4 separate regions of the Homo sapiens genome follow, and regions 1, 3 and 4 are each linked to region 2. The links are chromatin loops, found by intact Hi-C in ENCODE. Cell type or tissue: heart right ventricle. All regions are shown on one strand. Region 1 holds the start of LOC124904259 (a long non-coding RNA gene). Region 2 overlaps LINC01900 (long intergenic non-protein coding RNA 1900). Region 3 overlaps LOC124904264 (a long non-coding RNA gene). Region 4 overlaps LOC105372017 (a long non-coding RNA gene).

Evidence for each region. A loop is a pair of places that touch in the nucleus more often than their neighbours do. Peaks named below come from ENCODE experiments on the same cell type or tissue, not always from the same donor. Only the 100,000 strongest peaks of a DNase experiment are listed, where the experiment ranks them.
Region 1: a loop joins it to region 2, with 4 times the contacts of the local background. A loop is called at or near these places in 8 of 110 quality-filtered maps.
Region 3: a loop joins it to region 2, with 6 times the contacts of the local background. A loop is called at or near these places in 10 of 110 quality-filtered maps.
Region 4: a loop joins it to region 2, with 3 times the contacts of the local background. A loop is called at or near these places in 3 of 110 quality-filtered maps.

Annotation. Positions count from the first base shown.
Region 1 is chr18:22,081,165-22,089,164 of GRCh38, reverse strand. It overlaps LOC124904259 (a long non-coding RNA gene), which reads right to left and starts at 4,356. Exons shown (of 2, transcript XR_007066304.1): 1 at 4,254-4,356. RefSeq lists a silencer at 1,331-1,503 and an enhancer at 4,323-4,617. In heart right ventricle, no CTCF peak of the experiment used is centred here; DNase peaks (open chromatin) are centred at 4,415 and 6,544; H3K27ac peaks cover 4,293 bases.
Region 2 is chr18:21,994,289-22,002,288 of GRCh38, reverse strand. It overlaps LINC01900 (long intergenic non-protein coding RNA 1900), which reads right to left. Exons shown (of 3, transcript XR_001753529.2): 2 at 7,860-8,000; 3 at 7,312-7,479. Among named protein-coding and RNA genes, the nearest start is that of LINC01900, 17 kb to the right of the region's middle. In heart right ventricle, a CTCF peak has its summit at 4,496; a DNase peak (open chromatin) is centred at 3,546; H3K27ac peaks cover 3,581 bases.
Region 3 is chr18:22,700,736-22,708,735 of GRCh38, reverse strand. LOC124904264 (a long non-coding RNA gene) reads right to left here. Exons shown (of 2, transcript XR_007066309.1): 2 at 7,913-8,000. Among named protein-coding and RNA genes, the nearest start is that of RBBP8, 230 kb to the left of the region's middle. In heart right ventricle, a CTCF peak has its summit at 4,210 (motif pointing right); no DNase peak of the experiment used is centred here.
Region 4 is chr18:22,216,535-22,224,534 of GRCh38, reverse strand. It overlaps LOC105372017 (a long non-coding RNA gene), which reads right to left. Exons shown (of 3, transcript XR_935279.3): 2 at 7,666-7,856. Among named protein-coding and RNA genes, the nearest start is that of GATA6, 51 kb to the right of the region's middle. RefSeq lists an enhancer at 5,649-6,256. In heart right ventricle, a CTCF peak has its summit at 4,712 (motif pointing left); a DNase peak (open chromatin) is centred at 711.

The DNA of each region.
Region 1 (8,000 bases), 87 kb before region 2:
AAGGAGCAGTAGGCCACAGCTACTGGTGAGAGAGCCGCAGAGTCATTTAGGGATGAGCGGTGCTGTGGGAACAGCGGGGCCTGCCAGGCACCCCCACACGGGAGGGTAGCTCTGACTGTGCTGTGCATAGGCCATTTATGCCATTTTCTTTGCAGAATCCCAGCCTTCTCCCCTCCTACTACTGCTTTCTGGTTTTCAGAGAAGGAAGAAGTCCCAGAGCAGACTTCTAAGCAGCAGGGGGACCAAAAAACCTCCTCACCGTTCCTTGCTGTTTGGGGAGTCAGTGGCCGCCCCTGCAGGCTGTTTCCCAGGACTTGTATCAATGGCTTCTGTCCAGATTTAGCAATGCCCAATGGTGGGAGATAGGGAGGAAAAGGAGGAACCTTTCTCCCCGCTCCATCACCACTGTAGAGGATGCATCTTGTCCAGGGCTCAAGCTCCTGAGAGATGGACCCACGGCGGTCCCAGCCTCTGCTAGGTGACCCCAGTGCCTACACCCAAGTAGTACAACCTCCTCCTCTGTCCCTCCAGCCTGCGTGGCAGTGGCTTCCTACGGCAGCCAACCTCTCTGTTGTCTCACTGTCCCATTTGGCTTCTCAACCATCCCTTCCCCCACATAACCAGTTCCTGGCATGGCAGCAGTCCCTCTGTTGGAAATACTCAGAGTGGGTCCTGTTTTACTTGGTTGGACAGTGACCCCGGCAGAAATAGTGGATACTATCCCAGTAGCCTTCTTTCCTGTTTTCAGGTCACAGGTCCAAAAGTAGGAAGAAATCAGTCTGGACTGAAAGAAACCACTTTGTGAATAAGGAGACCTCCCAGCGAAAATCAGCAGTGCAGCCGGCCACACGTCCTCCTGACTGGAGTGTTGAAAACAACACGAGGCTGTGGCACACCCTTGCCACGCTGAGCCACCGCACACATGGAGCCTCTTTATAACCTGCCTGCAAGGATTGGGCAACACTTGGCAAGAAACCCTGGAAAAATCAGCTGACTGTATGGAGACTTTCCTCAGCATTCAATGCCACGCAACCACCCCTGAAGTTCCCCTTGGGAAATCACCTTTGGCATCTTCAAAAGTGGCTGGGTCAGAGGTTGTTCAGAAAAAGCTCAATGTGAGCTCATGGAGGAGGCAGGGAGGCAGAGGATGTCAGGGAACCACTCGTGATGGCCAAGTATACTTCAGAGAAAGGAGCCAGGGATGGCCTCCATCAGTCTCTGGCTTTGCAGTCCCAAGAGCAAGACTTCAGAGAAGCAGGCATGGCCCATCCCTGGCCCAGCCACAATGGCTCTGGGCTGCACGACAGGAAGACAAGGGGAGTTCTATTCTGTGACTTCGACTCTCCCAGATTGTGGGGAGCAGCAAGTACAGGATCAAATGAGTTTCCCGTCAAGTAAAGTGCTCTGCTGACTGAAGATGTTTGACGCCAAGGCCCAGAGGGCACATTTGTCAAACTCTCAAAAAAATAGAAACCAGGATCAAAGCAGAAACACTTTCCAAATATAAACATTTGTCACCTACATTTACTTTTGATGTGCCCCATTTTGAATACATTTCTCCTTTATAAAAAGGGCAGCTTAATCTTTCCGTACACACACTCGGGCCCTTCAGACGGAGACCAGGGACAATTTGGGGTGGGGGGGGGGGGAAGTGAGAAAGGAAGTGCCAGCTAGGCGAAGTAAAGGTTTAGAGAAGGAAAAAAATCCCTCCAGAAGAGTGAAATGGGAAGAAAAAAGGAAACCAGCATTTATGGAGGCCCTGGAATTTTATATATTACCTCATATTTTCCCGCAAATTAACTCTGGAAAAAGGGCATCATTATTCTGATTTTGCAAAGCGTTTAAGTTGGTCACGTATCCAAGATAGCCCAAACTTGTAAGAGTACAGTCAGAATTTCCTCCCAGCTGTGTCTGACTCTGAAATCCTTGCTGTCCTCTGTAACAAACAGCCTCATCAGCTAAGAAAGGTAAGTGACCTCAGGTCAGTAGAAAGTCCATAGGGCACCCAGGGTCCAATCACACTCATGGCTATGCATGTTGAAGGTTCTAGAGCTGGAAGACACCTCTGTGGTCCTCAGATCCAGCTTCTCCCTGAGACCAGCTGCCCAATTCCAGAAGCACGGGGCTTTGATTCTACTTTTCTTCTTCTTCGCTTTTATTTTTTGAGGCAGGGTCCAGCTGTGTTGCCCAGGCTGGTGTGCAGTGGCATAATCATAGCTCACTGCAGCCTCAAACTCCTGGGCTCAAGGATCTTCCTGCCTGAGCCTCCTGAGTAGCTGGGACAGCAGGTGCGCACCACCATGCCCAGCTGATTTTGTAGAGATGAGGTCTCCCTATGTTGCTCAGGCTGGTCTCAAACTCCCGGCCTCAAGCAATCCTCCCACCTTGGCCTCCCAAAGTGTTGGAATTACAGGCATGAGCCATCACACCTGGCCTGATACTACTTTTATTTCTATTTATTTATTTATTTATTTAGAGATGGAGTTTTGCTCTTGTTGCCCAGGCTGGAGTGCAGTGGCACGATCTCAGCTCACTGCAACCTCCACCTCCCGGATTCAAGTGATTCTCCTGCCTCAGCCTCCAGAGTAGCTGGGATTATAGGCATGCGCCACCACGCCCAGCTAATTTTATATTTTTAGTAGAGATGGGGTTTCTCCACATTGGTCAGGCTGGTCTCAAACTCCCAACTTCAAGTGATCCACCCGCCTCCATAGTGCTGGGATTACAGTCGTGAGCCACTGCACCTGGCCTTTTATTTTATTATATAAATATAAATTTTTTCGAGACAGAGTCTCCCTCTGTTACCCAGGCTGGAGTGCAGTGGTGCAATCTTGGCTCACTGCAACCTCCACCTCCCAGGTTCAAGCGATTCTCCTCTCTCAGCCTCTCGAGTAGCTGGAATTACAGGCATGCACCACCAGATCCGGCTAATTTTTTGTATTTTTAGTAAAGACAGGGTTCCACTATGTTGGCTAGGCTGGTTTCAAACTCCTGGACTCAAGTGATCTGCCGGCCTCGGCCTCCCAAAGTGCTGGAATTATTGGAGTGAGCCACCGTGCCCAACCCTTACTTTTAAACCACGCAGCTCTGGCACAAGTTTCAACAAAACAGCACAAAAGATCGAGGTCTAGAAAACTAGCGTGTACCTGCCATCTATCTACGGCATGACATGTCCCTCATCTAAAATGCCTTCTCTTTACCTGTCCAAGCCATACTCACTGCTGGAGTCTCAAAGATTACCTTCTGTACAGTCTTTCAGAATATGTCGCACCCTGCCTCCTGACCTCTTTTGAACTCTATTGTCTTCTATGTGTTCCCAAATGGTTTCCATGGATTAGTCCCTATCCTTTAACAGGATTGTAAGTGCCCTGGAGAAATTAGAGCAAAGGGGAGAAATTTCAGCAAGGGATGTGGGCCGTTCTCCTCTCAGAACCAGGCTGTATGTTTGGAAGCCACTGGGGACTGAGCAAAGAGAGTAAGGAAGACGGAGCTGGGGAGGGCTCTGGCCACTCTAAGAGGTCCGTGCAGTTGCTGCCCACAGTGAGTGGCTTCTCCTACTGGCCTAGAAAAGGGAGAAGAGGGGCTGGGCATGGTGGCTCACATCTGTAATCCCAGCACTTTGGGAGGCCGAGGCAGGTGGTTCATGAGGTCAGGAGTTCAAGACCAGCCTGGCCAACATGATGAAACCCCATCTCTACTAAAAATACAAAAATTAGCTGGGTGTGGTGGTGCGTGCCTGTAGTCTCAGCTACTTGGGAGGCTGAGGCAGGAGAATTGCTTGAACCTGGGAGGCAGAGGTTGCAGTGAGCCAAGATCGTGCCACTACACTCCAGCCTGGGCAACAAAGTGAGAAAAAAAGAAGGGGGAGAAAGGGGTGCTAATGTTCTCTATCACAAATCATGAACCCTTGAAAGCCTCACTTCCTAAAAGAAAAACAGACAAAAAATTAGGACCTAGAGGGAGGAAGATGGAGCAGAGTTTGGGAGGGAGCTTCCCTCAACCTGTTACTCTGACAGGCACTGCTTTCTGCTTGTCCCCAGTGTGAAACCCTCCTGCCTTTGCTTCTGCCCAACTGGGAATCAGCCTTCCGATTCACTGAAAGGCCATCCCAGAGAGATTTACACTTCCCTAGCTGATCTATTCCTCTTGATGAGATTGTGAAATTCAGAGTTATAACATGAGGATCAGGTTTAATTTAGGAAATTTGGTCATTGTTGAGCGTGGTAAATCATCTTTCAAGCAAACACACTTACAGCCTTCAAGATAAAGTTCATTCCCCTGTGATGAGGTCGTTTCATGGAATGCCACGAGGTCCCCGGCAGGGTTTCAACGCCATTCAGTTACACTAGGTGAGACAGAGCTGCTTATAGCTGCTGGGATTTATGGGAACGTTGGCACCCAGGTGACGCGTTGGATAATCTTTAACAGAGGAAGACTGGCTGGTGCCTGCTCTTTGTTCCAACTCGACTTTCGTATTTGAGAACCCTTGTGATAGACTTTCTATTCACAGTTGCGTTTTGGGCTGTCACGGGCATGGCCTGGCGTGAGGTGCTGAGCAAACAAAGAACCCCCTGCCTGCATCTCCCTCCTGAAAGCTGGCAAGGCATGGACAGAATTCGCTCTCCACTGTACTATTTTGCAGAGGCAGCAGGGTGCCTTCTCCAACACATGTCATACCATCGCTTATTTTCTCAGGTAAAACATGATACATTTTGAGCTTCGAACACGTTTTACAAGTTTAGCTGCTGGTGTCACACAATGCATCTCTTGTCAAGGGCAGTCCATTTAGGAGGACATAAACTCACATACCCCCCCAAGCCATCACGCCCACATCCCAGGCAACTCGTTTAGACAATTTCTTGAAGATTGTTAACAGAGAAGGACTCAGGAGACAAGAAGTTGTCTTCATAACCAAGGGGAGACATTGGGAAACTGTCTGAGATGCCAAGTTCTTTGATTTGAAAGCTCTGAGTCTTTTTCTCCCCTGCACAAAAAATGCTTTGAGATACACAAAGGATATAACACAACTAGGCACTGAATGGCTAGACCAACCATTATTTTTCACCTGCACTGTACCTAATGCTAACTGTACTTTATCAATGGCCACAACATCCAACATGACTTTCATGCATTGGTTTTTTCCCAATGTGCCTCTGATGAAGATGAAGGTCTAGTCCCCGTGAGGCCAGCACTGGTCAGCACACTTTGATTAAGTTATCCAATTCTATTTGTCATATTAGTTAACCGGAAGTTCCTTGAGAGTGGGGACTGCATGTCTAGTACTACTCTGGCACCCACTCATAGGATGGGCTCAATGACTGCTTCATTAAAAATGATTGATGTGAAAGGCAAGTGCTGACCGGGCGCAGTGGCTTACGCCTGTAATCCCAGCACTTTGGAAGGCCGAGGTGGGTGGATCACCTGAGGTCAGGAGTTCAAGACCAGCCTGGCCAACATGGTGAAACCTCGTTTCTACTAAAAATACAAAAATTTAGCCAGGCATGGTGGTGGGCACCTGTAATCCCAGCTGAGGCTGAGGCAGGAGAATCACTTGAACCCGGGAAGCAGAGGTTGAAATAAGCCGAGATCATGCCACTGCACTCCGGCCTGGGCAACAAAAGTAAAACTCCATCTCAAAAAAAAAAGAAAGAAAGAAAGGCAAGTGTTTTGTTTTGTTTTGTTTTTTACAGATGCAAATGGCCACTGAGCATCACTTCATGCAACAAACATCTCTTAAACACTCACCCTTGGTTAAATACAGGGATGCAGAAATAAATCAGACACAGGCCAGGCGCACTGATTCACGCCTCTAATCCCAGCACTTTGGGAGGCCTAGGCGGGCAGATAACTTGAAGTCAGGAATTCGAGACCAAGCTGACCAACATGGCGAAACCCCATCTCTACTAAAAATACAAAATTTTCTACCAAACTGGTGTACTAATTAAAACCTCCTATGGCCCGGGTGTGGTGGGTTATGCCTGTAATCCCAGCACTTTGGGAGGCCGAGGCTGGCAGATCACCTGAGGTCAGGAGTTTGAGACCAGCCTGGCCAACATGGCAAAACCCCATCTCTACTAAAAATACAAAAATTAGCCGGGCATGGTGGCATGCACCTGTAATCCCAGCTACTCGGGAGGCCGAGGCAAGAGAATTGCTTGAACCCAGGAGGCGGAGGTTACAGTGAGCCGAGATTGAGCCACTGCATTCCAGCCTGGGCAACAGAGTAAAACTCTGTCTAAAAAAATAATAATAATAAATAAAGCCCAAAAACCAACAATAACAACAAAATAAAAACAAACAAATAAATAGGTAAGACCCAATCACTGCCTTCAAGAGCTCTATGGGTTGGGGGGCTGATGGGTGAGCAGCTAGGAAAGAATTGGTGCATTCAGTCCGTGCAAGGAGTAGGGAGCATGGCTGGGCATCCCCTCCCTGGAAGGAGAACGCGGCTGATTGACCACTGGGCCTCCTGGGCCTGCGGTAGCTCACGCTTCTCATAAAGGACACCCCAACAGCGTTAACAACTTCTGAGGCCGGAGCTGGTGCCAGTGGACAGAGCTTGTCAGCAGCCACAGAGCCAAGTGGAGCAGGGAGAAGTCTGACTGTGGAACGGAGCCTGAGCCCGTAGACCTGTGCCTTGCGCACAGAGAAAACTTGCCATTTCGCAGCACCGCCCCACACAACCGCTTGCCAATTGCTTTCCTATGGAGGCGGTGAGACCTTGGGGCAATGCAATGCAATGAACTGAATGCTTGTGTCTCCCCAAAGTTTGTATGTTGAAATCCTAATCCCCAATGTGATGGTATTAGGAAGTGGGACCTTTGGGAGGTGATTTGGTCATGAATGGGATCAGTGCCCTTACAAAAGGGGCCCAGTGGCTGGGAGCAGTGGCTAACGCCTGTAATCGTAGCACTTTGGGAGGCCGAGAGGGGCGGATTGCCTGAGCTCAGGAGCTCGAGACCAACCTGGGCAACACGGTGAAACTCGGTCTGTACTAAAATACAAAAAATCAGCCAGGCGTGGTGGCGGGCGCCTGTAATCCCAGCTGCAGCAGGAGAACCGCTTGAAACCAGAAGGCAGAGGATGCAGTGAGCCCAGGCCGCGCCACCGCACTCCAGCCTGGGTGACAGAGCAAGACTCCCTCTCAACAAAAAAAGAAAAGAAAAGGGGCCCAGAGAGTACTTCCTACCATGTGAGAATCCAGTGAGAAGGCGGCCAGATGTGGGCCAGGAAGCAGGCCCTCCCTAGACCCCGAATCTGCTGGCACCTTGATCTCAGATTTTCCAGTGGCCAGAACTGTGAGAAATAAATTTCTGTAGTTTGTAAGCCACCCAGTGTATGGGATAACTCTGTTAAATCAGCTGAAACTGACTAAGACAAAGGACTAGGGGTTGGGAGCAAAACCTCAAGGCACAGAAACCTCTCAAGGATCAACAAGAGTGAGAACCAGCATAGCCAAAATTCACTAAACATGGAACTAGATGCCCAGGACAATAATGACCTTCCCTGAATAACAGATTTTCTATTGGCAAACTGAAAATCTGTTATTTATTTATTTATTTATTTATTTATTTATTTATTTATTTATTTATTTTGAGATGGAGTTTCGCTCTTGTTGCCCAGTCTGGAATGCAGTGGCGCGATCTCGGCTAACTGCAACCTCCACCTCCCGGATTCAAGCGATTCTCCTGCCTCAGCCTCCAGAGTAGCTGGGATTACAGGCATGCGCCACCACGCCCAGCTAATTTTGTATTTTTAGTAGAGATGGGGTTTCTTCATGTTGGTCAGGCTGGTCTCAAAGAGAATAGAAGTCATTATGGAAGTAACTCAAGGATTTCTTCCCTAGGAAGGTGTTTTTTTTTTCTTTTTTCTTTTTTTTTTTTTTTTTGAGACAGAGTCTCTCTCTGTCACCCAGACTGGAGTGCAGTGGTGCCATCTTGGCTCACTGCAACCTCTGCTTCCTGGGTTGAAGCAATTCTCCTGCCTCAGGCTCCCGAGTA
Region 2 (8,000 bases):
TAACAGTGGAGTCACTGGGTTAATCATAAATCATGGTTGTCCTCGCCTAGTCTTTAAGACCAGAGTTCGCCCTTCTCAAAGCAAGTCCACGTCCTCCCTTTGAGTAATGGGTCTGACAACCCGAACTCAAACACAAGCCTGCCCACCACGCAGACTTATCAGGGCTGCCCGCAGGGCGCGGGAAGGCGCAGGGAGAGAACAAGGGCCCCTGCCGCAGGGTCGGGCATTATCGGCGGGACAGGGCCACCGCTTGTTTTCCTTTCGCTGAGCGTGTGAACTGGTGCCCGTGTACAGTACCAGGCGGTGTAAAAGGTGGTTGCTGGGCCCCTCTGTTTGTGAGGGCTGTTGACACAAGGTTGGGTCCGGGTGATGAAGGCTGATTCCCGCCCTATTTTTCTGATAGCCATAAATGAGAGAAATTCTACAGGCCCCTTTGCCCGGAGCTTGGGAGTTCCATCTTGCTGGGGAAGGAGGCTTTTTGCATCCTGGGAAGAGCTGAGCTTTCCCCTTCAGTGGAACGAGAGCACGTCAAAGAAAAGGGGTTTTGGCGGGACACGGTGGCTCATGCCTGTAATCCCAGCACTTTGGGAGGCCTAGGCGGGTGGATCACTTGAGGTCAGGAGTTTGAGACCAGCCTGGCCAACATGGTGAAACCCTGTCTCTACTAAAAATACAAAAATTAGCCAGGCGTGATGGCGTGTGCCTGTAGTCCCAGCTACTCCGGAGGCTGAGGCATGAGAATCGCTTGAACCTGGGAGGCAGAGATTGCAGTGCAACAGAGGGAGACTCTGTTTAAAATAAATAAATAAATAAATAAATAAAAGAGGCAGGGAGTGGTGGCTCACACCTGTAATCCCAGCACTTTGGGAGGCCGAGGTGGGTGGATCACCTGACGTCAGGAGTTCGATACCAGCCTGGCAAACATGGTGAAACCCTGTCTCTACTAAAAATACAAAAATTAGCTGGGTGTGGTGGTGCACACTTGTAATCCCTCCTACTCAGGAGGCTGGGTCAAGATAATCACTTGAACCCGGGAGAAGGAGGTTGCAGTGAGCTGAGATCATGCCACTGCACTCCAGCGTGGGCAACAGAGAGACTGGGTCTCCCCTCCCACTGCCACAAAAAAAAAAAAAAAAAAAAAAAGCCGGGTGCAGTGGCTCACACCTGTAATCCCAACACTTTGGGAGGCCGAGGTGGGCAGATCACGAGGTCAGGAGATTGAGACCATCCTGGCTAACACGGTTAGAGAATGGCATGAACCTGGGAGGCGGAGCTTGCCAGTGAGCTGAGATCACACCACCACACTCCAGCCTGGGCAACCAAGCAAGACTCCGTCTCAAAAAAAAAAAAAAAAAAAAAAAAGGGAAAGGAAAGGGGTTTTAGTGAAATATCACATGCAACAGTACCACGGAGAAAAGGCACTAAGAACTTGAGAACTGCTGCAGAGAGGGGGGCCTATGGCTCTTCAGCCAAACACTTGTCTTACCCTGGGGCCTATAAGACAGACTAAGGAAGGGCCTGTTCCCCAAGCAGAACTTTAGCTCTAAGGCCAGACCATGCCTTGAAGTATCTCCCATTTTCTACAGTAATTCACCTGACCCAGGGACTCGTGAGGAAGTTACTTGGATTTTGCTGCCTATAGTCCCTCTGGGAGTAAATGCAGTATTTACTCCAATTAAAAATACCACACGGCCTACCTGACCTGATTCAGGGCTATTGGCATATATTTTGGAAATTAACCTTATTCCTAGCCTAAATTTCTCCTTCCTACCTAAATTTTCTGTTTTCTTGTGGTACAGTTGTGTAGTTGTGAGCTGCTTATAATTCATACTGGAAAGGGGTGAGCCATAAGTCCAAAGTAAAATACTTCTAGAAAGGAGCTTTACATGCCCTTCCAGGACAGAATTTCCAACAGTTCTACGGGAAGTCCTTCAAGCTGTGTTAAGACTATGATGAATTTGGCAGAGGAATTTGGCAGTGGTATCAGGTTTTAGGGACTTTGGGAAATTGGGAGAGATCTAATTTTCCTCTGGGTCAAAATACAAGTCAGGGCTCCGCATCTTTTTTGAGCTAGCTTGGGCTTTGGGCTCAGGCTCAAATCCCAGCCCCTTCACTTACTAGTTTATATCCTGGGCACATGACTTAACTTCTCTGAGGCTAAGGTTTGCTCTCCATGACTATGTAGGTCATATCCACAAAGGGTTATTGAGTTCATGCATGTGACTGTCCCTGGCACAGCACACAGGAGGTTAACAGATTTTCCAATCCTCCTTTCTTTTGTTTTCAAGCTACTCTCTTTTTCAACTTGCAACCATGTATTTTCTTTAAAATGTATCACAGCATCAGGCCAGAAAACAAATAGCACCTAATTTGCCACCAATGGAAAGAGCATTTTGTTCACTGGTATATTCATGTGGGAGCTAGTGTAGTGGTTAAGAGAGCAATTTAGAGAGCCAGGCAGTCTGGATTCCAATGTGAGTTCCACGTACAAGCTCCAGGCCTTGGGCCCAATACCTAATCTCACTAGGCCTCAGTTGCTTCATCTATAAACTGGTGATAGTATTATACACATCATACACGTTTGAAGAATCAAATGAGATAATCCAAGTGAAGTGCTTCATTTAGTGCTTGGCATATATTAGGTTGGTGCAAAAGTAATTGCTCTTTTTCCAATTACTTTTAACGGCAAAAACCACAATGGCTTTCACACCAACCTAATGATAAGCATCCAGGGAATGTTAGCTATGGTTAGTGTTTAGTATGATATAATTATTGTTGCAGTTATTGTTGGTTTTACTATTATTGTAATATGGTATCATCATTATTCATACTGGGAACAACAAAAAATTGGTTTAGCTACTTGAATCTCAAATTTACTTCCATAATCTTTACTAATAATTGTACTAGTCTTGATAAAAAATGTGTCCCTCTCTACCTCCTATAGGTCAGTAGCAATTTGATAATATTATATGTTGTTACTTAATTAGAGTCAGGCATTGTGCTAAGTGCTTTCCATGAATTATCTCATTGAATCCGCATAGCAACCTGTAAACTCAGTTATTTATTGCCCCATTTCACAGCCAAGAAAAAAGGTTTAGTGAGAGGAGGTCACACTGGAAGTGGCAGATGAGAGAAGTCCCTACACCAGCTGAGCCTCAGGGGCTGAAAGGATTAGACTGAAAATGATCTCCAAGATTCCCACCCAGCACCATCATCTATTATTTTAAATTAATAATAGTTTTGCTTTATTACCATCTGCCGTATATGTGAATTTATTCATTTGGATGGAGTCTAATGTATAAAGAAAGCTATTGTGACTTTTAGAAAAGACTTTGCTCTAGCAAATTCTACGTAAATAGGCTGATTTCTTTCAGTGTCTCTTGGCTCCATGCTCCCAAAGCCTTGGAAGAACTTTTCCTCCATGTCCAGCACACTATCTCCTTCTTACACGCTCCCAGCCTTCCTAACTTCCACCTTCTGCCAACAGTGTCCACACCTCCCCTCCTCCCCCTGCCATCCCTACACCCAGACCCGCGGCGCATTCCATCTGCCGCCAAGTCCTCACAGCTATTTCTGTCAACGTTATCAAGACCCAAATCCGACCAGCAACACTCCTCACTTGGAGTCCAAAGTCACTTCAGAAAGGCCGGAGAACTCTACAGATGTAAGCTGCTGCTATTATCCTCTCCATATAGATCTGTACACTGATTATTTGTTCCTTGAGGACAGGAATTTTAAACGTTAACATACATGCAAATTACTGAGGGATCTCATTAAATGCAGATTCTGCTTAGGTTACTCTGGGGTGGGGCCTGAGGTTCTGCATTTTGACAGCTCCCTGGATGCTGCTGGTCCCAGACTACACCCTTATCTCAGTTATAGCTCTCAACACCCCTTCAAGGAAGGAATATTGCTCACATTTTATAAATGATCAATGGGCAAGAGAGGTTAAGAGATGTATCCAAGGCCCCAGAGCCGGCGGGTAGCAAAGCTGGGATCTGAACCCAGCTAGATCTTTCTGACTCCATACAACAAAAAAGAAAATAAAATAAAACAAAAAAGAGTATACACACACACACACACACACACACACACACACACACAGAGTTATGTATACGTCTGTATAATGATATCAAACATATTTCATTCTTTATCTCATTTTAACAGCATGACCCTCATAAATGCCTAGAGAAATTTTCAGTCCTGCATGTTGTCAGAACTTAATAAACATTCAATCCGTATGTGGAGTAGGAATGTCTGGGACCTGTTGCTTGGGAGGCCTCTTCCTTTCCTTATAAGCAGACTCATGAAGATCTTTCCTAAAGGTTTCCCTGGGGACTCTATACTTTACTTCTGTTACTGATTAAACTTATTGACTCTAGCACTTTTTTTTGCCTCTAGCAATCCAGTCCCATAGAGAAGCTGACAGATACGTGTTTCCCAATTAGTTTGAATTATGAAAGTAAGGGTGTGAATAATAGCGACCACTAGTGGTGAGTCAGTGCCATCTCACGAAGTAGAAACAGGACGTTGTTAAGTCAGCAAAAAAAAGGGGATGCAGCCTTGCTTCTCCAAGGAGGGTAGCTCCTCTGCGGCAGCCATGAGCCAGTCCAACACTGGCTGCCTTTTCAGGGCCCTGGAATCCAGTTGGAAGATGTGTGTAGGGTCGGAAGGAGGAACAGGAAGATACAAATTAAACAGAAAACACAAAACGAAGCAGCAAACACACAAAAGATGATTACTGGGCAGCTCTCCTGTGAGGGGAGAGTGGACGTCATAGGAGGCTGAAGGAGGTGCTCCCGGGAGCTGGGTAGACAGGAAGGTATCGTGAGGAGGCAGGACTTCAGCTGGGACTTGAAGGGAGAATGGGATTTGGAGATAATGGCATTCCAGGTGGAAGTCATGGGCCACCCAGACAGAGGCCCAGGAGATAGGGGAGTGAACCAAGGTATTCTCAGGATGGAGTGGAGGTGGGAGGGATCCCAGCCCATGAGACAGGGCAGAGAAATCTGGGTGGGCGGCCTGCTTAGTGGAGAGTTGATTACCCGGCCAGGGACTGTGGCCATCACACAGTCGGGGAATGACTTGAGGGAGACAGCAGGTCAGGGAGTAAGTAGTAGACAGGCCATCTACAGCCAGGCAAAGTGGCTTTGGACCCTGACTTCACTCCGTAATAGGTACAAAATAGGAAGGGACACACCTGTTTGAACTTTAGGTACCTCTATTTGTTACTTGGGCTTGATAGGTATTGTCCCAGCGCTTTTCTGGGGCCCCTCCTGGCATCAGAGAACAGGAATCAAGTCCAAACAGGCCTGGAGAGGCAGATACACCAGGCCCTTTCCCAATCACCTGTCACAGCTCTCTGCCCAGGGCCTTTTAGAGAGGCCAAACAGGAACAAAGACAGGGGTGCCACTAGCCACCCCGGGTAGGACACTTCTGTCCTTTGTGGGATATAAGCCAGAGGTCCAAATGAAGGATATTTAGTTTGCCTTTTTGCTAACAGATTAGATGAACAAATAGTACAAGGCCTCCCAGAACAATGAGCCCAAGAAAGGGCTGGGCCAGAACGGACTTGAGTCTGGGGTTCCTGACTCCCAAAGCACAAGGCCCAAAGGCCGCCTGGGTGAAAGGTCTGAGTCAGCCTGGGAGGGACCCGCAGCTGCTCAGGGCTGCTCCTTCTTGGGTGATTTCAAAAGCTACTCCTGGCCTCCAGCTCAGAGGACTGTGTGCCTTCAAGGATTCATTATTCAGTAAGAAGTCAGATGCTATTTGGAAAACAAACATTTCCTGCATATCCATCCAAGTGGGACACTTTAACATAAGAACACTATCTATCATCACAACAGCCCTGTCATTTAGGTATTTTTAATCCACAATTTACAAATGAAGACATTAAGCTCAGAGAATTTGATCCAAGTTTCAGAGCTGGTAAGCCACAGCTCCAGCATTCAATCCTTGGTCTCATTCCTTCCCAGCCCACCGTTTTTATCCAAGATGCCTCAATGACCTCTTCCCTGCAAGAGCCTGCCTTGAGGCTTCCGGGAGTTTTGTCCATCAAAGCTTTCTTGGCTCTGTTTTCACAGTTTGGGAAATGGTACCAACACAGGCATTTCTTCCTACTGTTTGCCCATCATGACCCACCCACTGTTGCCTCCTTAGACTGCTCCTGTGCTATTCCCAGGAGAAATATTACTGCTACTACCACTACTACTAATACAAATGATCTTCACATATTGAGTTTCTACGGTGTGCTGAGCACATGAGTTTATAAATATATGGTCTTATTTAACCCTATAATTATACCTTTTTTTTTTTTTTTTTTTTTGAGACAGTCTCACTCTGTTGCCCAGGCTGGAGTGCAGTGGCCCAATCTCAGCTCACTGCAACCTCTGCCTCCCGGGTTCAAGCAATTCTCCTGCCTCAGCCTCCCGAGTAGCTGGGACTACAGGCTCACACCACCATACCCAGCTAATTTTTGTGTTTTAGTAGAGATGGGGTTTCACCCTGTTGGCCAGGCTGGTCTCAAATTCCTGAGCTCAAGTGATCTGCCCGCCTTGGCCTCCCAAAGTACTGGGATTATAGGCGTGAGCCACTGCTCCCGGCTTATACCTATTTTCTATATTAGGATCCGAAAACACAGAGAGATAAACCCACTTGCCCAAGATCACCCAAGTAGTAAGTGGTGAAACTGGGATTTGGACGCATGACCTCTGACTTCAGAGCATGTGAGTTTAAGCACTGGATTCAATACACATATGTACACACCCAACCTGTTCTCCCTATTTCCTGTCTTGATCATTTTGGAAATAATTGAAACAGGAAATAAATGTGACAAATAAACTTGTCGCAGGTCCTTTCCTTGAGAACTAACATCACCATCTACCCATCAACCCCGTGGCTCTAGCCAAATATCTAAGAGTCATCTTGATTCGTATATATATATTTTTTTTCCTTTTTTTTGAGACAGAGACTCACTCTGTCACCCAGGCTGCAGTGCAGTGGCACAATCTCGGCTCACTGCAACCTCCACCTCCCGGGCTCAAGCGATTCTCCTGCCTCAGCCTCCCCAGTAGCTGGGATTAGAGGTGCCTCCCACCACACCCAGTTAATTTTTGTATTTTTAGTAGAGACGGGGTTTCACCAGATTGGCCAGGCTGGTCTTGAACTCCTGCCCTCAAGTGATCCTCCCGCCTCAGCCTCCCAAAGTGCTGGGATTACAGGCATGAGCCACTACACTCAGCCTTGATTCAGTGTATTTTCACATACTGATAATTATAAAGCAGGCAGAGTCTTATTTAAACCTGTGATTATTCTATGTAACAGAATTTTAATCCATTAGCATGGTGATTATTCTTCCTGAGTGGGAGACACTAGTCTCTGTTTGGTCTTTAGCCATGAAACACCTTTATACACATCACACTAAATCTCATTCTCTGCAACAAGCGCTGTCCCTCCTCTGAACGCGTGAGCCATCCAGCCTAAAACAAAGAGAAACTTTTATGACTAGCCACATTGTTTTCACTTTTAAACAAACCTACAGAAAAGAACACTCATTATCAATGTATTTGTTAATTGTAAATTGCTATCATCAAACCTAACAAGGTTTGGGCCTTTCAAGTGTTGGGAGCTTGGAATTTGGGAAGCCAGGATTGGGGCTGGAGGAGGAGGTGGCATTCTTAAAGAGATGGAAGGATCTTATCCATCTGATCAAAGAATCCAATCAAAGAACAAACTTCCTAATCTTTAACGATCCATGCATACCTTAGTGAGGACAGCAAAATGCAAAATAAATTATTATGTTAAAATTGACTGGCATGAAATTCTCATGGCGGGAAGAGAAATGGAAACCCTGGCTCACCCATGGCCTGCTCATATCCTCAGCTCGGCCAATGGGAAGTGCATTCCCAGCATCCTTGTGGTCTCCATGATGTGATCGAGGCCAGCAGTGTCCCCTCTGAGTGGCAGCTGTGCAGCGTCGAAGCCCCTCTGATGTCTACAG
Region 3 (8,000 bases), 710 kb before region 2:
GTTCCCATTTCGGAAGTGAGACAACTGAGACTTAGAGAGATTACATCACCTTGCCCAGTAAGTTTGAACCCAAGTGTTGTCATCATTAACTACATACTGTATATTTTATGTCAGATTCAATAGTTTCTGATGTAAAGGCCCAGATTTTAAGTGTTTTAGGCTTTGTGGGCTACACGGTCCTTATCACCACCAGTCTGCTCTGCTATTGTAGCATGCAGTTATTCATACAATACATTAAAATGGGGGCATGGCTGTGTTCCAATAAAGCTCTATTTACAAACATAGGTGGTAGGTTGGATTTGGACCCTATCCTATGCTAGAAAGCTATAACCGATTTTATGTGAAGAGTAAAGATTCACAGGGTATTAAATACACTTGTGCATTTTAATTCTCAAAAAGTAAATATTGGCCGGGCGTGGTGGCTCACACCTGTAATCCCAGCACTTTGGGAGGCCGAGGTGGGCGGATCACGAGGTCAGGAGATCAACACCACCCTGGTTAACACGGTGAAACCCCGTCTCTACTAAAAAAAGTACAAAAAAATCAGCCGGGCATGGTGGTGGGCACCTGTAGTCCCAGCTACTTGGAAGGCTGAGGCAGGAGAATGGCGTGAACCCGGGAGGCGGAGCTTGCAGTGAGCCGAGATCGTGCCACTGCACTCCAGCCTGGGCGACAGAACGAGACTCCGTCTCAAAAAAAAAAAAAAAAAAAAAGTAAATATTAAGTAACAGAGTGTAAAGGAACACAGCCTAACCTAATGTGATTCATGTAATAAGGAAAGAGCATAGGGAAGTTAGTTGAGTGGAGGTTACCTAGCAGTGAGGTGATGGGAGCTCAGGAGATACTCATGGAGGATGAGGGAGGTGGGTGATGCTGGGCAGTTATTTTCCAGGTGCCTCTGCCATGTGACTGCCCTGGGCCCCCCACAGCTCTCTTTTTTCCACTCTCTACCTTACTGTTCAGGCCTCTGCTGAGCTGTAAACCTGCATTTTCTATTCTGAACACCTCTCACAGAACCTCTCATCTCCTTTCTGATATGACAAATATTCCAGACCCTGCTTCCTGAAGGGAAGATGCAGGCTCTGCCCTAAGGTCAGGACAGGAAATCCTGGCAGGGAAGAGGAGCTAGGAGACTTGATGGGAATAGGTCTTTATTTCTTCCACCCACATCTGGTTCAGCCCAGTGACCCTATTATTTGGTGACACATTTCTGTCCACCCGGCTGGTTAGCTCTGCCAATAAGGCTAGAAGGGAAAATAGGAGAAACTCTAAGAGCAGAGCTCACTCTTTGAACATGGTACATTTCTTTCTTTCTTTTTTTCTTAATTCTTTTTTTGGAGACAGAGTCTCACTCTGTTGCCCAGGCTGGAGTGCAGTGGTGTGATCTTGGCTCACTGCAGCCTCCGCTACCTGGGTTCAAGCGATTTTTGTGCTTCAACTTCCTGAGTAGCTGGAACTACAGGCACGTGCCACCACACCCAGCTAATTTTTGTATTTTTAGTAGAGACAGGGTTTCACCATGTTGGCCAGGCTGGTCTTTAACTCCTGGCCTCAAGTGATCCACCTGCCTCGGCCTCCCAAAGTGCTAGAATTACAGGCATGAGCCACCGTGCCTGGCCTGAACATAGTAAATTTCTATTTATACTCAGAAAAATAGACTTCTTAGTAGGCCCAAGGAATCTCAAACTCCTTCTCATGCTCCTCAATGTACATTTCCAAGTGCATCTCATTCCTATTTTCTCTGCTATTTCTGTCACCTAGGATGTTTTCCCATCACCCCTCTTCTGTCTCTTCACCTACCCAGTTCCTGCTCATCTTTAAGGTTCAGCTCCACAGCTTTAAGGAATTGCTGTCTCCTTCATGGAGCTTTCTCTGCTCAGTTCTGTACTGCCTGTACCATTCATTCATTTAGCATTGTATTTTATACTGCTTTATGATCTTCCAGGTTAATTAACTTTTCACGTGTGTCTTGTGCTGTAATGACAGTTCAGCTACTCTAAAGCGTTGGCTGGGTTTTAAGTTATCAGTATCTTCCAGCACAGTGCTAGACTCATACTAAGCACACCTATGGAGTGGGCTACATCCACAACTATGATCTTTCAGTGGGCTTTAACATGGAGATTCCTTTCTCTCCATTTCTTTTTTTTTTTTTTTTTAACTTTTATTTTAGGTTCAAGGGTACATGTGCAGGTTTGTTATATAGGTAAACTTGTGTAATGAGGGTTTTTTGTACAGATTATTTCATCATCTAGGTACTAAACTTAGTACTCAATAGTTATTTTTCCTGATCCTCTACTGTTTCCCACCCTCCACCCTCAAGTAGGCCCCAGTGTGTGTTGTTCCTCTCTGTGTCCATGTGTTCTCATCATTAACTCCCACTTATAGGTGAGAACATGTGGTATTTGGTTTTCTGTTCCTGCACCAGTTTGCTAAGGATGATGGCCTCCAGCTCCACCCATGTTCCTGTAAAGGACATGATCTCGTTCTTTTTTATGGCTGCATAGTACTCCATGGTGTATATGTACCATATCTTCTTTATCAAGTCTACCATCGATGGGCATTTAGGTTGATTCCGTGTCTTTGCTCTTGTGAATAGTGCTGCAATGAACATATGTGTGCATGTGTCTTTATGATAGAGTGATTTATATTCCTTTGGGTATATACTCAGTAAAGGGATGGCTGGGCCCAATGGTAGTTCTGTTTTTAGCTCTTTTGAGACAAGTTCTTTCAGGGGCAGGTTGGAATGTGTAAGTGACCACACATGTAAAATGATCACTTTCTGTTGGTCTTCAGCCATTGTCCTCGGTCAAGTCTAATCAGTACTCTGTAAAATCCATGAGAGCAGAGACTGTGTTTGATTTTGCTCACTATTATATTTCCACCATTTAGCAGGTGCCTGACACATGGTAGATGTAATAATTATTGTCTGATGAAAGAAAGAGTGAATGAATATTATTTTTACCTGGTCCTGGTTGAATCCCTTACCCTGTGGGAAAGGGGCTGACTGTCAAGAAGTGAGGGGATGTCCTTAGTTGTCCCTTCTTGCCAGAGCATCTCAACCCCTCGGGATTGACCCCTCAACAGGTGATGAACAGAGATCCCAGAAGTAGTCACTTTCTGAGAAAACATCTCCTAATCTAACCCACCAAAGCTTGCTTCATAGTGTATTGAGATGTGCTTCCTGTCTTGGTCTGTCAAAAGACTTGAAATCCCTTCACAGTGTGAGTCACACATGAAGTGAGTGCTTAGTGGTGACTGTGTTTGCTGATTTGCTTATGAAGGCAAAATCTGATTTAAGAGCCAAAATTATATATGTATATATTCTTTGAACATCCCTAATCTGAAAATCTGAAATGCTCCAAAATTTGAAACTTTTTAAACACCAGCAGGATGCCACATGTGGAAAATTCCACATCTGACCTCATGTGGTGGGTCACACTCAAAACACAGGCTCATGGCAGTTTCCTCAGCACCCCCAGCTGTTCTGGCGATGCTACTGTGCTTCCTTACCCTTAACGTAATATTTTTTCACTGTATGACTGGTATGTCATTTTTTTTTACTGTGAAATACTTCTGTTTGTACACATGTCAACAATGATTCTTGGTAGCGTATCAGTTCAGTCAGGAATGACAGTGATGCCAAACCACCACAGACCGTCCACATGCGTGGCTGAGACAGGGCACCTTTGCTTTCTGATGGTTCAGTGAACATGAACTTTGTTTTGTGCATAAAATTATTAATAATATTGTATAATCTTACCTTCAGGCTATGTTTATAAGGTGTATATAAGACTTAAATTAATTTTGTGTTTTAGGCTTGGGTCCCAGCTCCAAAATGTCTCATTATCTGTATTTGAATATCCCCAAATTTGAAAAATTCAAAATCTGAAACACTTCTGATCCCAAGCATTTCAGGTAAGAGATTTTTTTTCTCTCTCTCTCCATATATGTATGTATTTATCGATAAACTTTCATAAAATATAAAAATTGTTAATACATGTGATTCACACATGATTAAATACTAGGGAGAATATACAGAATATTCATTCTGTCACATAGGACATGTTGTAATATATATTTAATTATCCACATGCTAAAATAGTTCATTTTCCTGAATAATGTTTTAATAAAAGTATTTTCCTCTTTTGGGCATTATGTAATAACACACTAAGGAGAAGGTTGGTTGTGTTTATTTACTGGCTTTGTGCATATTTACCACAAGGTGGCAGTATAGCAGCCCCTCCTTGCTTATTAGGGACAGAGATACACACCTCTTAATGTCGAGATAGCAGAGATTGTTTCTTCCCCCTCAAGTTTCCAAAGTCTAAAATCACGTCCGTATGTCCTGATTCGTAGCTAAGTAGATTTTTAAATTAAACGCATACATGCATAAGTCCAAATTCTCTCACACTCACAAAAACTCTCATCTACAACCTGGCCTGTATGACAGGATGAATAGTCTGTGTATTCTTAGTTAATCACGAGTGAATTGTATTAATAATTAAGCAATCTCTTGTGTAATAGGCAAAATCAGTTTTAAAACTTATTAGTGAAACTTTTAAAGCAGTTTAGAAGGCATAACCTATTTCAGTGGTGATATTGTTATAGGAGAAAAGAGGCCTCCATAGTTCTCGGTTGGCACAAGGAGAGAGAATCTACAGGAGGAAGGTGTGTGGGAGGCTGCGGGGAGAGGTGCATAGGAAGCTGTCAACCATTGCTTTTTGGCTACAAGCATTTACTGATCACTAATCGTTCATGAGTTTATTGTGTAAAAGCTGGTCTTTGACTTTTAAGAGCTTATGACCCAAAGCTATAGACAGCAGAGAAAGAAACCAGTTAATAGGTGAGAAGACAATCACCATTACCATGATCTAAGAAGGAGGTAAATAAAGAAGGAAGAAACACTGCTTTTATATGTCTTTCCAGGGGATGAGAAAGAGAGTAGAAACAGGCAGAATGGAATGGGTAAAAGATCAAGAAAATAATAATGAGATCCAGGTTCTTGCCTCAGTTCTGCCCCTCACCATTCTAGGTCACTGCAGCTTCCTCATGTGCTGAAGGAAACGTGGATTTAGGTTTTGGCTTTGGAAGCATTAACAGAAGTATGTTCTGCCAACAGTTTTTATTAATGGGTACTCTTCAGAAAAGATTTGTGTTGAAATAAGTGGGGAAAGCAAATGATCATATTGCATCTCATCCTCTCCCCCTCACCGTCAGAGAGTCACAATGTGTGTTAACATAGAAAGGCTCTGAGTAGCCTGGCATGAAGAAACTAATGTAACTTTGTTTAACCTAACACTTTGAACTTAATTTGACCATGGAACACAATTCCTCACGTCATCCTACTCCAAGAAATACCAATTAATATTGCATAGAATATTAATGACCTTTGGTAGATAATTTGGAAACCACAAATTGAGAGGTCTTCAAAGCCTGTTTCAGCTCTAGGAATCTGGATCAGAAGCTCCAGGAGGGTAGGGAACTAGATCCCACTGCTTTACTTTATCCCCAGTGCTTGACATAAAGTAAATGATCAATAATATTTGCAAAATCAATGAATGAACTGTGATCGTTTAGGTCTATTTCTCACTCCTTGCAGGAGGCATGGGCTCTGTCTACCCCCTTCTGAAGTTATGTGCATATCAAATTTAAGCAACTCCAGCTACAGAAAGGAGATAGGGACCTTTTGTAGTGTAAAAACACAAGGGAATTATGCTGAGTCTTTCTTGGCAATGTACGAGTGTGTCGTCTTGAAGATATTTGACCCTAATAGGATTGCTTTTCCATTTCCTCCTGTTTTCATAAGTCAAAGTCTTATTCAGATTCATCTGGGAAAAAAGAAGAAAACAAAATTAGTTGGAAGGAAATGACTGACATCCCCATTCTGAAGATCAAAGAGAAGGAAAGAATCTCAGGGGGGAGGGAGAATTAGAGGTTTCTAAGGACCAAGAGGCTCATGGTAGTGGACGATGGAGAGAGAGAGAGACTCTATAGAAGTGGGAGGCTCCTTGAAGGATAGGGAGACGGTGACTGAGTAATTGGCCCACACAATTAAGAAAGAAGTTTAAGAAGCTGCTAGAATAAGCTGAATAAGGTAGAGAAACCACTCCAGGTGCTCTGTTTGGGTTATAAGTGTATCTTGAGCAGAAGTAAGGAACTCAGGTGTATTCTATCAGATCCTGTGTACATGGGTATTCAGTTAAAAGCAAAACTTTTCTCAGGGTCCAGATAGCACCATTCTGCAATTAAAGACATAATATGGAAGGGGCAAACCCAACTCTACTGAAAGGATTAATAGCATAGAGTGCAATTTCAGGCTACACCCACCCAAAGATATCAGCTGCCTACTGTAAACTCCTTTGGTTAAGGCAAACTCTGGGAGGTGCCTGCTGAAATGCAATATGTGACCCAAAGAGAAACAGCACATTTACCCAAGAGTAATCATATTCACAGCACAGAGAACAGGGTCCTAGGACACAAAACACTGGAGAAGTAAATTTTCCTGGGGAAAGAGAAGCTGAGGAGCATGGGACAATGCCGCAGGACAGCACTGCACAGGCCCTGGGAGCTGGGAGCCAGGCCCGCGGGTGCCAAGGGCTTGCAGGGAACCCCAAATATAAGACGTGGGAGACATCGAAGGTATATTTTATCTGCTTCACCATTTTGTTCACAGCAGATGTAAAAAGAGACAATGTCAAGTTGAAAACAAAAGATCTTGGAAGACAGCCCAGACCTCCCCATTTCTGCTTTATATCAACTGTCCTGTTCTTATTATTTGTATCTAAAAATAAAGTATTGATGTGTATAATTATTAAATATTTGTACACATATCTGTACAATATATGTATAAATATAGTTGCAATTATTTTTAAAGTAAATTAAATCAAATTCAACATTTGAGGTTATTCTTGTAGTTCTTCATTCTTGCTCACTTGCATGCCAATATGATTTCTTAACAAGGAGAAAAAGGAACAGGGTTGCAATTGGCACTCTGAAATTGCATATAATATGGAGCCTGTAATATTTCCATCAAAAACAAGTGACTCTGGAGTTAATAACTGTAGTGATTATAAATCACTCCACTGCTTTACTCCTCCCCCTCCCACATTATCTCGAGTTTCACTACGATGTAGGTATCCTATGAAGGTGAGTCAGGTGTGCGAATGTCACCTGGCATGTGTGTAATGTGCGAAGAAGATTGCTAACTGTGAACTGGGCTCATGTCTCCAGCATTCAGATGGAGCAACACTGCTGGCTTAAAATGAGACAAATCCTCCGGACATGTGGAGGCCATTTTAAAAGCCATACCAGCTTGTAAGAATACTCTTTAACAAAAATTCCCGTCTGTTCAGATACAAGTCAGTTTTACATCCTTGATATTGCATGGTTTGTGCTAATTTTTCTAAGTCATTCTAACTTAGGGAAACAAATATTTCAAAGAAATAAACTCACTCCTAAATACCCATACAATACTTTGTATGTGATGATTTCCATTATAGGATGATTTCAAATAATAAGGAAATAAGGAAATAAATAATAATAAGGATATAAATAATAATGAAATAAATAATAAGGAAATAATAATAAGGGTATAAATAATAATAAGGAAATAAATAATAAGGAAAAATAATAATGAAGAATAAATAATAAGGAATAATATTATAACGGAAGGTTTCAAATAATAAACAGAATATTAACAAGTGTATATACTTAATGTCAAGGTAAAGTATTCATTTTTTACCCAACAGGAAATGACTCTGCTCAAAATATTTATTTCATCTGCTTATTACAGTTTGCTTTTAGGCAAAAAACTATTAGTTTGAGTGAAAGGACATGATTTATACTACTGTCCTTGGTTACCCTGAAGATTTAAATGTTATGTCAACTTTTCAACATTCAAAGCAGAAAAAAATTCAAGGATCAAATTAATTTTTATTAAGGAGGATTAATGGTTGTTTTCAGCTCCAATGTCACCATCCACCTTAGCCAAACAATTAAAA
Region 4 (8,000 bases), 220 kb before region 2:
GTAGTATTTAGGCAGGACAAGTAAGGCCTCAGGCTTAGGAAGCCAGATGCCTGGGGATTTGTAAGGGAGAGCCCTGGGAGCCTTCCCACGTTGCCCACCTGCACAGAGCTGTGTGCCCTTAAGCAAGTCACTTCACTCACTGAATCCTTCTTTCTGCATTAACTGGAGGATGATTGACACCCAGCCTGTGTTCCTAATACCATCACCCATCCATTGACCAGACACTGTCTTTAGAATCAAATGAGATAGCAGAAAAGGTTTTTTTAAAGCCTTTTACCTATGCTACAGAATAGTATTAAATAAACCAAACACACACACACACACACACACACACACATTTAAGAGGGAGTGGAGGGCGTTTCAGGCATATTAACTGCCCCAGGGACTGACAATGAGGATATAAAGTCCCTATAAGCCAAGGTCCAGGGCTGTCCTGTGTTAGCAGAGCCCTTGAAAGAGCTACCACAGGTCCCAACTAACTATTTAAGAACAAAGGGGAAAACACAACCCAGAAAACCAGAGAGAAGAGAAAAAATAAATAAATAAGAAACCAGGAGTACTGGTGCTTCTGAGGGCAGGTGGAAAGCACAGCCTTAGCCCTGGGGCTTTGATGACATCAGCACTGGCCAGAAAGGAGCTCAGCACATCTCCCTGCCCCTCCCACGGGTTCCAACCCCGCAGTTGCTCACCGCCAGCAGGGCCGGCACCTGAGTCACCCACTTGTCAACGCCCTGGGTTTCCCTTGGACTCCTTGCCCGCCGGGGCTGCCAGATGATGAGATCATAGCACTTGACAAAACCCTGTCTTTCAAAAGCACTTTTATCCAAATGATTTTTTTAAAAAAGAATTTAACAGGCATTATCTTACTAGCTGTCCCATCTTCGGCAAGGCCCACAGCCTGAATACATTAAGGTGTGTTCAGGTTTGAATACACCTTATTTTTTAGGGCAGTCTTAGGTTCATAGCAAAATTGGGCAGAAAGTACGGAGCTCTCACAGACCCCTTGTTCCCCCAGCACGCACAGCCCCACCCACTATCCGCATCCCCACATCCTGCACCAGAGTGCTACGTTGGTTACAATCCAAAGTCCATAGTCCGTGTTAGGGCTCACCCTTGGTGTTGTACATCCTATGACATATTCAGTTTTCAAGGAGAGAAACAGGCAACAAGGGTTCAGAAATGCACACCCTCTCAGTAGAGCAAGGACTCCACCCTCCCCAACCAGGACAGCCTTCTCTCCATCCTTAGTGTGATGCTTTCCTTCTTCAGCCATAAAGCAAGGGAACACTTGATAAGTATTAACGCGTAGGGAAAGTTTTTTCTAAAGCAGAATCATCTAAACTAGTGCTCCTCAAACTTTTACTTGAATACAAATCCCTCGAGAGTCTTGCTAAATCCAGATTTGGCTTGAATAGGTCTGGGACAGAGCCTGAGCTGCTCCAACAAGCTCCCAGGGGATGCCCACGCTGCAGGTGATCAGACCATATTTTGAGGAGCAAGGCTCTGTTTTAAAGGAGTGGCCACAGGGAGTGGGAGCTTTCAAGTGAGTGGATTGGGCCAAATCATACCTCTGCCAATGGCTGGATCTAAAACAATGTGATGATCAAACCTACGTTGCAGGACTCAAGAGGACAATGAATGCAAAGTTCAGTTCCGAGCTGGCACTCAATGACCTGAGCGTAACTACTGTTACTCTCCTTTTTGTTACTATTAGTATTATTATTATTAAGGCAGAGTCTCACTCTGTTGCCCAGGCTGGAGTGCAGTGGTATGATCTTGGCTCACTGCAGCCTCCACCTCCCAGGTTCCAGCAATTCTCCGGCCTCAGCCTCCCCAGTGGCTGGGATTACAGGCATGTGCCACCACGCCCAGCTAATTTTTGTATTTTTAGTAGAGATGGGGTTTTGCCATGTTGGCCAGGCTGGTCTTGAACTCCTGACCTCAAGTGATCCACCCACCTTGGCCTCCCAAAGTGCTGGGATTACAGGCATGAGCCACCACACCTGGCCTGTTACTATTATTATTATCACTCTTCTTCACTCTTCTTCTTCTTGTTTTTGTACTTGCCCAGGTGAGAGTACAGTGGCACAATCAAGGCTCACTGAAGCCTCAACCTCCCAGGCTCAAGTGATCCTCCCACTTCAACCTCCTGAGGAGCTGGGACTACAGGTGTGTGCCACCATGCCTGGCTAGTTTTTTTAAATTTTTTGTGGAGACAGGATCTCCCTATATTGCCCACTCTAGTCTCAAACTCCTGACCTTAAGTGATCCTCCCACCTCAGCCTCCCAAAGTCCTGGGATTACAGGTGTGACCACCATGCCCAGCTTCATTATTCTTTTGGCTGATTTTGATCAGTTTTCCTTTACCCATCTTTGTCTCAAAAAGCATATTATCCACTTTTGGATAATTTTACATTAAATTTTACATTAATTTTACATAATCTTACAAAGAACACCTCATAAAACCAGATTAGCTTGTAAGGTCTAGGCTGTGAAATTAAAAATAAATAAATAAATTAGCATATGAGTTCACTGAATCATGTAGACCAAAATTTTAAATACATCCAAAATCTTTTCTTTTACTCTGCTTTTGAGGAAAATCAAAAGACAGGGTTCTCCCCCTGCCTCTGATCTCCTCCCTCAAGGCCCTGATCTGTACTTCAGCCTTTCCTGTCTGGCCTCACATGCATTCACTTCAATAACATCATGTTAGATCTGGACAGAACCTTCAGAGCTCCCAGCCCATCTTCCTCATTTTAATAAGATAATTGAGGCCCAGGAAGATTAGATTATTTGCCCAAAGTGATAGTTATGTTTTTTGGAGCCAGGAAGAGTTATGTTTATATCATGTTCTTTAAGAAAGGTTTGCACATAATAAAAGACAACCTTCATATACATGGGGGAGTGTGAGGGGAAGAATGGTGTACAACCGCACACCCCTAAATCACGTGCAGATAGAAAGACAACCCTCTAGATTAGTGGTTTCCAGGATGTGGGATTTCACAAGCCAGAAAAAAAGAAAGAACTCTTAGTTGAAGATTTTACCAACTTCCGGCTTTGTCAAGAGAGAAATTTTTTTTTTGTAATTACAATTCACTAGACCATCATCCCATAAAAGAAAACCTAATAGCAAAAAGAGAGAGACAGTGAATGGGCATAATCCCAGAATAAAAGGCATTCTTAGAATTGTAGCTTTATGAGAAGCTGAATTGTATCTCCTTATTTTTCTTATTTTGTTACAAACCAAGCAATCAGAAGTGATCCCTTGTTCTTAACCTACTTTGCATTACATGTGCCTTTGAGAATCTGATGAAAGCAATGAACTTTTCCCCGGAAAAATGTGCAGACCTATATACATACAAAATATTATCTCACACCTATCAGAATGGTTATTATTAAAAAGTCAAAAAATAACAGACACTGGTGAGGTTGCAGAGAAAAGGAAACACTTACACACTGTTGGTGGGAGGTAAATTAGTTCAACCATTGTGGAAAACAGTATGGCAATTCCTGAAAGAGCAAAAAACAGAACTACCATTCAACCCAGTAATCCCATTACTGGGTATATACCCAGAGGAATATAAACCATTCTACCATAAAGACATATGCATGCATATGTTCACTGCAGCACTATTCACAATAGCAAAGACATGGAATCAACCTAAATGCCCATCAGTGACAGATTGGATAAAGGAAGTGTGGTACATATACACCATGGAATACTATGCAGCCATAAAGAAGAACAAAATTATGTCCTTTGCAGGGACATGGATGGAGTTGGAGGCCATTATCCTTAGCAAAATAATGTAGGAAGAGAAAATCAAATACTGCATGTTCTGACTTGCAAGTGGAAGCTAAATGATGAGAACACATGAACATAAACAGGGGAACAGCAGACAATAGGGCCTCTTTGAGGGTGGAGGGTGGGAGGGGGGAGAGGAGCAGAAAAAATAACTATTGGGTACTAGGCCTAGTACCCAAGTGACAAAATAATCTATGCAATGAACCCCCGTGACATGAGTTTACCTATAGAACAAACCTGCACTGTACCCCTGAACCTAAAATAAAACTTTAAAAATGGAATGTAATAAAAATTTTACAAGTAAGTCCACACTTTGGCAGGCCCAAGGTCAAGATCACCTGCTGTTAGCTGATGACTTAGTCTCTGCCTGACTAGTGACTTCACCCTCTGGTCATCCTTAATTGTTCTGAGGTCCTGTGCAAGCTAGAAAAGACTCAGAATCTAGCTGAGCAACAGAGCAAGACCCCATCTCTACATAAAAAAAAACAAGTTAAAAATAAGAAAAATAAGCTAGGCATGGTGGCATGAACCTGTGTCTCAACTACTCTGCAGGCTGAGGTGAGGACAGATCACTTGACTCCAGGAGTTTCAGGCTTCAGTGAGCTATGATTGCGCCACTGTACTCCAGCCTGGGCAACAAAGCAGGACCCTGTCTCTAGGCGGGAAAAAATAACAAGACTCAGAAGAAGGTTCCACATTCAGGGCCTGAAGCTCTCGGGATTAGTCTTCTGTAAAGTGGCATGAATCTTCATAAACGAGAATAAGAAGGAGCTTCTTCTCCTTTGCCCAGACCTTGACCATCAGTGATACTGCCAAATCCAAAAAGATCCCCCAAAGCCCCAAGCCCAGAAGCTCATCTGGGTTCAAGACCAAAAAGCTCCACCTGGTGGTGTCAGATCATGGGAATTCTGGGCAATAAGCCTGGGAAGAGGGAGGGCTGCTCTGAAACCTGGCCAAGGGAGACGGTTCATCGGATCTCACACGGTTCCTCTCCAGGCCCCGCCAAAGAGGCAGGAAAAGGTAGCCGAGATGAAAGTTGGCTCAGGTCCAGCTTAGCGAGCGATGATGTAAAAATGGGGTGGAAGGTACCTAAAAATCCTGGTCCAAAAAAAGGCTGGTGACATCCAGAAAATGAAGAGTTGGCAGGTACACACAAACCATGATATATGTGCATGAAACTTCATCACAGCTTGCTTCTGAGTAACAAGCAAAGATGTAAGATGCTTCTTGACTTTCAGCTGCCGGCAGACACTCAGGACAGCTCAGCAAGGCTTCTCAGCAGCATCTGTCTTAAGACAATCTCAGCCAGGAGAGGTGGCTCACCCCTGTAATCCCAGCATTTTGGGAGGCCGAGGCAGGCAGATCGCTTGAGCTCAGGAGTTTGAGACCAACCTGGGCAACATGGCAAAACCCCATCTCCACAAAAAAATACCAAAAAAAAAAAAAAAATTAGCCGGGGTGGTGGTGCATGCCTGTAGTCCCAACCACTTGGGGGGCTGAAGTGGGAAGATCACTGGAGCCCAGGAAGTCGAGGCCGCAGGGAGCCAAGATCACACCCCTGCTCCCCAGCCTGGGTGACAAAGTGAGACCGTCTCAGGAAAAAAAAAAAAAAAAAAAAAAAAAAAAGGCAATAAAGACAATCTCCATCTACGCCTACCTGCACCATCCAGCTACCCACCCCAGCTGTGGTTCCCAAGGTCATCATGCAGAACACAGGAAATCGTTCTACAATATCCCTCTGGAAGAGGGATATTGGCCTCTCTGGAAGAGAGGCCAGAGAAAGAAGAAGGAAGATCTTCCTTGCCTTCAGTGCCTGTATATTAAAAGGAAGAAAATCAAATTTGCAACCTACCTATCCCTTCCTCACTCCCACCCCATAAAATACTGTAGAGTAGTTTATAGTATACCTTACTGTATATCTTAGCTGTGTTGCAAATGGATTCAGTTGCTCTTTCCTTAAGTCTGTACCGATGCCTGGCTCTAATATCTATAGCATTTAGGAAGAATGGGGTAGGCTAAACAGATGTTATTAACAGGAACAGGTCTCCCTGGGTGCATTAACAACCCTTTTTTTGCAGACAAAAGCTGAGGAAAATCCTTAATGGTTTCAGGGCTGGGAAAAGGCAAATGATAGGGTGTTAGGGAAGTAGGGAATCCTTCAAGTCATTAAAACCAATTCTTTTCTCAAGAATGCCAAAAAAGGTGCTAATTTGCCATATTTAAATGTAGATGAATGGTAAATTCAGACATTTGGCAGTGGATTAGATAGCCATAGGTACCTGAAAATGGCCCCTTCAGCCCCACAGGGGTTTTAAGATCCTGGTAGTGCTCTATTTCTTAAACTGGGTGGTGAGGACCTGAGGATTTGTGTTCTTTTTGAGACAGGGTCTCACTCTATTGCCCAGGCTGGAGTGCAGTGGCACAATCATGGCACACAGCAGCCTTGAACTCCTGGGCTCAAGCGATTCTCCCACCTCAGCCTCCCAAGTAGCAGGTACTACAGGTGTATGCCGCCATGCCCAGCTAATTTTTGTGTTTTTTGTAGAGACAAATTTTTGCCATGTTGGTCAGGCTGCATTATTATTCCTTAAACTGTACATATGTAAGATAAATCTTCTGCTTTTTTGTATGTCTCATTAACATAAAAATATTTAATTTTAAAAGTCTCCATTCCCATTGCCAACTCTACTCCAAGTTAGTAGGACGAGACTTCTGGATCGGATTTGAAAGTGTCACTCTTTTGGCCAGACACGGTGGCTCACGCCTGTAATCCCAGCACTTTTGGAGGCAGAGGTGGGTGGATCACGATGTCAAGAGATAGAGACCATCCTGGCCAACATGGTGAAACCCCGTCTCTACTAAAAATACAAAAATTAGCCAGGCGTAGTGGCGCCCACCTGTAATCCCAGCTACTCTGGAGGCTGAGGCAGGAGAATCGCTTGAACCTGGGAGGCAGAGGTTGCAGTGAGCCGAGATCATGCCACTGCACTCCAGCCTGGGACAGAGCGAGATCCCGTCTCAAAACAAAAAAAAAAAAAGTGCCTCTTCTTGTCTCTGTCCCTTTAGGTCTCTTCCTCTGTGTTTCTTTCCTTTGTTTGGCTTCCTGTTTCCTGACCCTGCTGGAATGTGAGCAGCAAACCTCCAAGAACACAATCTGTGAACAGCTCTCGCCTGCCACAGAACTTAGGCCCGCCTCAGCCTCCGTGTGTTCAGGAGTGAGGCTGGCCAGAGACTCCCTTCCCTCCGTGGCCCAAATGGAGGGATAGACAAGATGAACAGAACAAAGCCATCCCTCCCTGGGACCCACCACCAGAGGTCTGGGTCGCAGACACGAAGCTGTTTGACTCCGTTTCAAGAGCCCAAGGACAGTCAACAAATGACAATCTCTTCCAGCCCTGCCCAGCACTAAAAGGGGTGACAGGGAGCAGGTTCTCCAGAAATAGCCTGCTCGAGTTCTCTGTAGTGCTTGCTCTTTTTTTTTTTTTTTTTTTTTTTTTTTTTTGAGACAGAGCCTCGCTCTGTTGCCCAGGCTGGAGTGCAGTGGCACGATCTCGGCTCAGTGCAACCTCTGCCTCCCGGGTTCAAGCGATTTCCGGCTAATTTTTGTATTTTTAGTAGAGACAGGGTTTCACCATGTTGGCCAGGCTGGTCTTGAACTCCTGACCTGAAGTGATCCACCCGCCTCGGCCTCCCAAAGTACTAGGATTACAGGCGTGAGCCACAACGCGCAGCCCGCTCTTTTTCATTCTCTCTTCTCTCAACACAAATGTCAGCAATCAGTTCTAAAAGCTGCTTGGGCTTGACAGGTAAGGAAGCATCCAGTGCAGGGAAAAGGCCCCGAGTAAGGCAAAAAACAAACTCACCTTCCACTCTGGAAAAGAAGAGCAGGAACCCGAGACCCCCAGCCCTTGGTTAAAATCAGCCCTGCTGGAAACAGCTTTGTTGAGTCCATGAGAAGGTGGAGCTGAGACAAGTGGCTGCGTGAGCCCAGCTGCTGTGGAGGAATCCGCTCAGAGGAGATGGGGCTGAGATCATGCATGCCACCAAGTGCCAGCTGCAGGTATTTGGGGAGTATCAATTAAAATAGCATGTAGAGGCCAGGCACGGTGGCTTATGTCTGTAATCTCAGCATTTTGGGAGGCTAAGGTGGGAGGGTCCCTTGAGTCCAGGAGTTTGAGACCAGCCTGGGCTACATAGC